Regions from separate parts of the Mus musculus genome. Here regions 1 and 3 are each linked to region 2. The links are chromatin loops, found by intact Hi-C in ENCODE. Cell type or tissue: heart. All regions are shown on one strand.

Evidence for each region. A loop is a pair of places that touch in the nucleus more often than their neighbours do. Peaks named below come from ENCODE experiments on the same cell type or tissue, not always from the same donor. Only the 100,000 strongest peaks of a DNase experiment are listed, where the experiment ranks them.
Region 1: a loop joins it to region 2, with 5 times the contacts of the local background. A loop is called at or near these places in 10 of 42 quality-filtered maps.
Region 3: a loop joins it to region 2, with 4 times the contacts of the local background. A loop is called at or near these places in 3 of 42 quality-filtered maps.

The regions. Positions count from the first base shown.
Region 1 is chr8:4,611,578-4,614,077 of GRCm38, reverse strand. It overlaps Zfp958 (zinc finger protein 958), which reads right to left and starts at 908. Exons shown (of 4, transcript NM_145591.5): 1 at 800-908. The coding sequence starts at 802. In heart, no CTCF peak of the experiment used is centred here; a DNase peak (open chromatin) is centred at 957; H3K4me3 peaks cover 1,551 bases; H3K27ac peaks cover 1,448 bases.
Region 2 is chr8:4,778,474-4,780,973 of GRCm38, reverse strand. It overlaps Shcbp1 (Shc SH2-domain binding protein 1), which reads left to right and starts at 1,407. Exons shown (of 13, transcript NM_011369.3): 1 at 1,407-1,553. The coding sequence starts at 1,451. It also overlaps the pseudogene Gm6334. In heart, a CTCF peak has its summit at 1,333; a DNase peak (open chromatin) is centred at 1,393; H3K4me3 peaks cover 1,344 bases; H3K27ac peaks cover 556 bases.
Region 3 is chr8:4,835,318-4,837,817 of GRCm38, reverse strand. No RefSeq gene overlaps it. Among named protein-coding and RNA genes, the nearest start is that of Shcbp1, 57 kb to the right of the region's middle. In heart, a CTCF peak has its summit at 1,073; no DNase peak of the experiment used is centred here.

The DNA.
Region 1 (2,500 bases), 170 kb after region 2:
AACTACTTCACATCATCTTCTACATTACAGCTAGATATTGGAGTGCTGCTACACAGCACTTGAGATACCTTGTACAACCTCCACAAGATTAACTCCAAATGGATCTTACACCTAAATGTTAAATGCTAAGAACTTGTAGAAGACACTAGAGAAACTAGGGCTATCCAAGTTTGTCTTCCTGCCAAGGATGTTTCTACACAGAAGACCCTGCTTCAAATGCACTGATCCAGCCTCCAAAGTGAAGTAATTCTGAGGCCACCACGAGGTCCAGGGAGTGACTAGAGACCAGAGGGGGTGCAACAGGCTGCCGCTTCCCACTCAGCCCCAGGAAGGACCTACCACTCCAGCTCCCAGCTGCTCAGTCGCCTGCTTCTCCCCTTTGCAGACTATGACCTTGCGCTCACAATATCAAGATTTTGGATCTTGTCTGATTTCCCCTCACAGCATCCAGCAGCAGCACACAGAGCACAGCACACCAGATCAGTCAAACCTGCTCAGCTACAGAACGGAACCTGCAGCAGGGCACCCCGGGGGAGCTGGGGGGGGGGGGGAGACCCTCCTCCTCTTCTGACTGGCAGGTGTGCCTGCAGGCCCTGATTGACCAACAAGTCTTGAACATCTTGAGTACCTCCGTTAGGGTTGGAGCGTGCTGAAGTGTCCAGGGCCAGACCATTTCCAGATATACAAAGATCCGCATTTCCAAAGTCCTTGTGCCTTCCCACCCAGCCTCTGGGGAGGACCCACCACTCTCACTCCGGCTGCTCTTCCCCTTGCCGTGGGGAAGTGACCCTGCTCTCACCATGCCGTGACTGCAGAGCTTGCCTGAGCTCTCCTAGCCGCACCAAACAGCAGTACACAGAGCACGTCACACGGAACCGTTCGAGCTTCTCAGCGGCGGAGCTGGACTTGCAGTATGGCACCCGGAAGAACCCGCCTCTTCTGACTGAGAGGCCTTCCTGGAGAACCTGATTGGCCAATGAGTCTTGAGTGACAGGAACACATCCCTTTGGGTTAGAGTGTGTTAAAGAGACAGAGCATAGTGGTTCCTGGGCCAGGCTTCCACGCCGAGGACCGACCTTTCCCAGATATGCAGAGATTCGCATTTCAATAGCACTTTTTCTTGTCCTCCAATAGCTACCACAGCCAGCCCTTAGGGAGGCCCTGCCACGGACCACCCCAGTCGGGTATGAGGGTTCCTGGGAAGAGGATCCTCGAAGGCTAGGTGGGTAAGGATTTGGCGGTGACAAAACAAACACAGAGGCAGTTTGAATCTGAATATATTTTGCAGTCCTCATGCAAGGGTTTTTATGCATAAAGAAACAAATATTACAACTCTGAGCAGATGTGTTCAGTGAAGCAGTCAGATAGAACATATATCATCATAGTCATTTGGCACAATAAAATACAGAATCATCCAAGAATTACAACTTCTCAAAAAGTGTGTTCATTGACGCAATCACGGATAGAACAGGTAATGAAAGAACTCAGTGGGGAAACCCCCACTCAGCTCCCGATTCGGCGTGCACCCAAGAATCGCGAATAGAACACAACACCTTGATGTAACAACAAGAGGTTTTTTAATGGCGGAGCTCCGGGTCGAAACGTATCTCACACAACAGGAGACAGTGGATTCGACCACGAGGCTTGGAAGCTAGGGGTTTTTATAGAAAAGGAGTGGGGCTGGGGGAGGAATTGGCGCGGTTTCACATGATTGGTCCATTTAAACATCAGCAGCCTGTAACATTTAACTTAGGTCAGAGGGGTGGGAGCTAGGGAGGCGATGGGCTTGCCCGGGCATGTCCTGGTCTGTTCTGCTGTGTTCTCAGCCCCAGGTTTCAAAGCTCACAAACAACTCTTTGGGCTATTTAACATACATTACATGAATTACAGTTTTATTTCCTTTCAGTAACATCATTGTTATTTGGCACAATAAAAATCATCTAAGGCTAGTGGCAAATTTCCAAGAAGAAATTAATACATTTTTAAGGTCAGTTATTGTTTAACATTTAGTACCTGATTTTTTGTAAATCTTCAAAGCATAAATTTAAACTATTTTAATTCTTTTTATTTAAAGGCTTCCTTAAACAATTTACCAAAGCCTACTTCCGATGATGTAAGACCCCGAGCAGTGACAGTAGGGGGCTTTTAACAGCTAGCTGAGGAATTGGGAGGAGTTTGGAGGAGAGTTGAGAGGAGTTGGGAGGAGATAGGAAGAGTTGGGAGGAGTTGGGAAGAGTTGGGAAGAGTTGGGAGGAGAGTTGGCTACAACTCTTTAGCCTCCTCTCTGGTGTCTATCTCCATGTCCTTGTAGGTCTTCCTACAATTATCGCATCTCTGGCTGTAAGGCACAGAAACAAAAAGGCTTTTGGCTGGCTATAGAGAACAAAGAGCTTCTTTCTGGCTGTATTTTTAGAGATCAGGGAAAACAAGCTTGGGGAACGTCCAGGGGCTTTACCTTCTAGGGAGAAACTCTCTAAGTCGGGTCTCACATTGACACTCA
Region 2 (2,500 bases):
TGTGTGGACATAAGTGTAGATAACAGATGATTAGGTCTGGTGTCTTTTTCTATGGCTCCCCACCTTATTTTTTGAGATAAGTTCTCTCACTGAACCTGAACTTTGCCAATTTGGATAGACTTGCTGACCAATAAGATCCAGGGTGGTCCTGTCTCCAAACCATCCCTCTTCCAGCACTGGGATTACAAATGGTTACTATCATATCTAGTTTTTTATGTGGGTCTGGGGACCAAACACGTCCTCATGCTTGTCTAGCAAATATCCCATCAGTTGAAACATTTTTCCAGCTCCATAGAATGATTTTTGAAATTTAAATAAGATATTGTAGGTAAAACTTGCTGGCAGTATTTTGTATAGTAAATAATAGCTATTAACGTTAGTTACAGTTTAATTTATTAAAAGTTAATCAAATAGCATACTAAATATAACTTTTTGAGACGTTTTACCATATCACCCTTACTGAACTGGAATTTGATTTGTAGACCAATCTGGCCTGGAACTCCTAGAGACCTACCTCCTGTCTCTGTCTCTGCTTCTGACTCTAGAGTAGTAGAATTAAAGGCATATGCCACCACAGCCTATCTAAATATAATTTAACATTACTTGAAACTACCCAGTGTCTGGTTCCTGATGGTGACAGTGACAGAGCTGCTTATACCAACATTCTAATATTGCTTCATCTGTAGCCAGCTCCTGAGTCATGAAGGGATTTACACACACACACACACACACACACACACACACACACACACACGTAATAGCATTCACTAGCAGTGGCTAAAACACATACATGTTTTTGTTTGTTTGTTTGTTTGTTTGTTTGCTTTTGTGTTGTTTGTAATGATCTACTGTAATTGACAACCACACTGATTAAGCCAATTAAAACTTTTACGTCCTTTTTATTGGAGATCAAACTTGAGCCCCTAAAAACTTACTTGTTGACAAAGCTCAAGGATATATAGTTTTAAAGGTAAACCAAAGTAAAGTGGGTGTTAGAGTAATCTTGAAGCATTTATTATTAGCAGAAAATAGTAGTTATTTTAGACATAACTTGCTAATTATTTCGTTTAATACCTCTGACCATGGCCAAGGCTCTGGAAATCTTAAAGGTGTTGCCAAGGTCAACTGACCTAAAAACTCTTTAAGCAAACATAGAGTCAATCAAGATGGCATATCTTAATCATTTCACTTTCATTATCTTTTCTACTATGCTCAACATCCAAGTTTGCCTTGCTGATTTTTGAGAAAGCATTCCAAATTACATCAACATTCAACTTCCTTTTGTTACTGGGAAGAACTTGATCGAGAACAGTCCGCCAATCCCACAGGTGGCGCTGAAGGACTATCAGAGCAGTTACTGAAAGCTGAAGATGCTCCTCTAGTCGAGTACTGACGCTAGAGATGTCGTCATCGCGTTCTGGTTTGTGACAGCCGCCCGCGTAAATTTGAAATGGCTGATGATTTGCGGGCTGGTGGAGTTCTGGAACCTATAGCTATGGTTCCACCGAGACCTGACTTGGCGGCGGAGAAGGAACCGGCGTCCTGGAAGGAAGGTGAGCACCTCAACCCGAGTCGGAGAGCTGTTTTCGTGGTTGCCGGCCGGGCCTGGCCACCCTAAGGACGCGATTACCTGGGTGGGGAGTTCTGTGCTGGGTCTGGCCCCGCTCTCACGACTTCGGAGTCGGGAGATACTGTGGCCAATTTAGGCTCTCTATCCTCCTGACTCAGCTTCCGGAGAAGAGAAGGGGTTGGATCTGGGTGGACATTCCCCAGACGGAAGGGACTCAGGGGGCTTTGTATTCATTTATTTCATGAGCCAAGTTTTTGTTTGTTTGATTGATTGATTGATTGATTGATTGATTTGTTTTTAACCTACATCTAAGGGATCATGTGCTACGCTTCTCCTTTTTAAAAACAACCTTGAACTCTCATCCTATGCACTGGGGACAGATGACAGCAGAGCTGAGTTTGGATAGAATCCAGAAATAGAATTGACCCAGCTTTTCTTTTCTTTTCTTTTTTCTTTTTTTCCAACACAAACCACCAGCATTTATTTCCTGGGCCTAAGTATCAGTCTTTTGGTAAAAAGGGCAAAGAATTGGTCAGTTAGTTTTGAATCCAAATCCTTTCCCCAAACTGGATCTGTGAGGCGCCATGAGGAAACTTAGAGCTGCATAGATCATCAGAACTGAGCTTAAACCCGCTTTCAAAACAAAACCAAAACCCAAAACCAAAGCAGAAGAAAAGTGATTGTCAGCTTCTCTCTCTCTCTCTCTCTCTCTCTCTCTCTCTCTCTCTCTCTCTCTCTCTCTCTCTCTCTCTCTCTGAAAAAGTTATGTTTTTTTAAAAATGTAAAAGAAGCTTTAAAAAAGGGCTAGGAAGATCTTCCTGACAGACAGGCTGGCTGGAGGGTGAGTGGTGACAGGACAGTCCCTGTCCAGGTGGCAGCTGCTCACCTAGGGGCAGGGCCTGGCTCAAGCCCCGCCTAGCTGAATAAATA
Region 3 (2,500 bases), 57 kb before region 2:
TGTACTTTCCCCCGTAACAGCAGGTGGGCAGAAGCATTACTTGTGTTTTTTTATATTATTTTGTTTCTTTTTTGTTCTTTTATTAAAAATTGATTCTTTTTTTTCACATAATATATTCCTGTACTTCCTGTAGTTCCTCCCCACTTCTCCCATTCAGATTCATCTCCTTTCTGTCTCTCATTAGAAAATAAGCAGGCTTCTAAGGAATAATAATAAAATGAAAATAAGACAAAAACAAATTGAAACAGAACAAAGCAATCAAATAAAAGAGACCTAGAAAAGGCATAAAGCTCCAAGACCCTCTGTTTGTACACTCAGAAATCCTATAAAAGCATTAAACTGCGAGTCATAATATATACATAAAGGACATATAAGATAAAAAGAGAAAGAAACATGGATAAAATTAAGAATTATAAATAAATTAAATAAAAACTAGAAATACAATAAAATTTTAATAACTGACAGTACATTATGAAACAAAGAACCTTCAAAGATGCTGTGGAGTTTCTTTTCTGTTGGCCAACTACTGCTGGGAATGCCGCATATTCTTAAGAGTAGTTTATTTCTCAGAAGCACCAACCAAAAAAACATACACTGGGTGAAACTAGGCCTCCCCACTCATATGAAGCAGATGTGCAGCTTGGTCTTCATGTAGGTCCTGAACAACTGGAGATGGAGCGATCTCAAAAGCTGTTGTCTGTGCGTGGGATATGTTCTACTAGCTGGGCTGCTTTGTCTGGCCTCAAGTGCCTCGGAAGTGCCTAGCCTTGCAAAAAATTGACTTGCCAGGGTGTGGGGGTGGGGGGGGTGGGGGGGAAGCTATCTAGGGGGATCCCCACCTGCTCAGAGGATAATGGGAGGGGGAGGGGAAGGATTGTGGGAGGGAGTGACCGGGAGGGGGGCAGTGAGTGGTATGTAAAGTGAGTAAGTGGACTATTATGGATGCTAACAAGTGCTTGCTGACAGGAGCCTGATATAGCTGTCTCCTGAGAGGCTCTGCTAGTGCCTGACAAAAACAGAAGTGAATGCTCTCAGCCAACCATTGGACTGAGTACAGAGTCACCAGTGGAGGAGCTAGAGAAAGGACCTACGGAGCTAAAGGTGTTTGCAGCCCCATAAGAGGAACAACAATATGAACAAACCAGTACTCCCAGAGTTCCCAGGGACTAAACCATCACTGAAGAGAACACATGGAGGGGCCCATGTCTGTATGTAGCAGACCCATATGTAGCAGAGGATGGCCTCTTTGGACATCAATGGGAGGAGAGGCCCTTGGTCCTGTGAAGGCTCGATGCCCCAGTGTAGGGGAATGCCAGGGCCAGAAAATGGGAGTGGGTGGATTGGTGAGCAGGGTGAGGGGAAAGGGGATGGGGGCTTTCAGAGGGGAAACCAGGAAAGGGGATAATATTTGAAATGTAAATTAAGGGAGAAGGGGGTCTGGTGGGAAGGAGGTGTGGGATGAGGAGCAGTCTGAGGGAGGATGGGGAGGGACAGGAATGGAATATGGAGTGTAAAAAATGAATTATAAATAAAACTAAATTTAAAAAAGAAAAAGAAATGTAAATAAAGAAAATATCTAATAAAAATAAATTATTCATTTATTTATTTATTTAACAATAAAAAATAGTAGTTTGTTTCCCCATGATACTCCTTTGGAGAAAACTAATTTTTCACTTGCAAATGGTTAGCTTCTGGATTAGTGATGGAAGCATGTGTGCCCTTCTCCTTTCTGCTCTAGGACGCCATCTGATGCAAACAGTTGCAGGCCCAGTGCGTGCTTCTTCAGTCTCTGAATTCATACGTGCATTGATCCTCTTGATTAATAGGATCTTGTTTCCTTGGTGCCCTCCATTCCTTCTAGCTCTTACAATTTTTCTGTCTCCTCTTCCACAGGGTTCCCTGAGCACTGAGGGAAGGAATTTGATGGGGGCACCCAAGTTAGGGATTAGTATTCAAAGGTCTCTTAACTCTGTTTATTGTCTAGCTGTAAGTCCCTGTACATGTTTTCATCTGCTACTGGAGGAAACTTCTATGATGATAACTGAGCAAGACATTAATCTATGAGTATAGAAAAATGTCATTATGAATTATTTTATTGATAAATTTCTTTAGTAGGACAATAGTATTTGGCTTTCTCCTAGGTCCTTGGGCTATCTGGTCTTATGTTCTTGGTCACTTAAGCAGTGTCTGGTATCGGTTCTATTTCATGGAGTAAGCCTTAACTCAAATCAGAGATTGGTTGTTTAATCCCAAAGCTTTGTGCCACCACTGCAGTAGCACATCTTGCAGGTAGGACACCATTATAGATCAAAAGTGTTGTGTCCGGCCAGCAGACCACAACCTGGGTTCTAGCCTGGATAGGCATTTTGGAAAACTGGAAGAGAAGAGGGGCTAGGTGGCAAGAGAAAGAAATGTAGCCAAGACAGTTATTCTGATCAAAGCTCAAATTTTACTGTTGCGACACTCAGTTATGAAGGAAGGGGGAGGGGACCCAATTCCC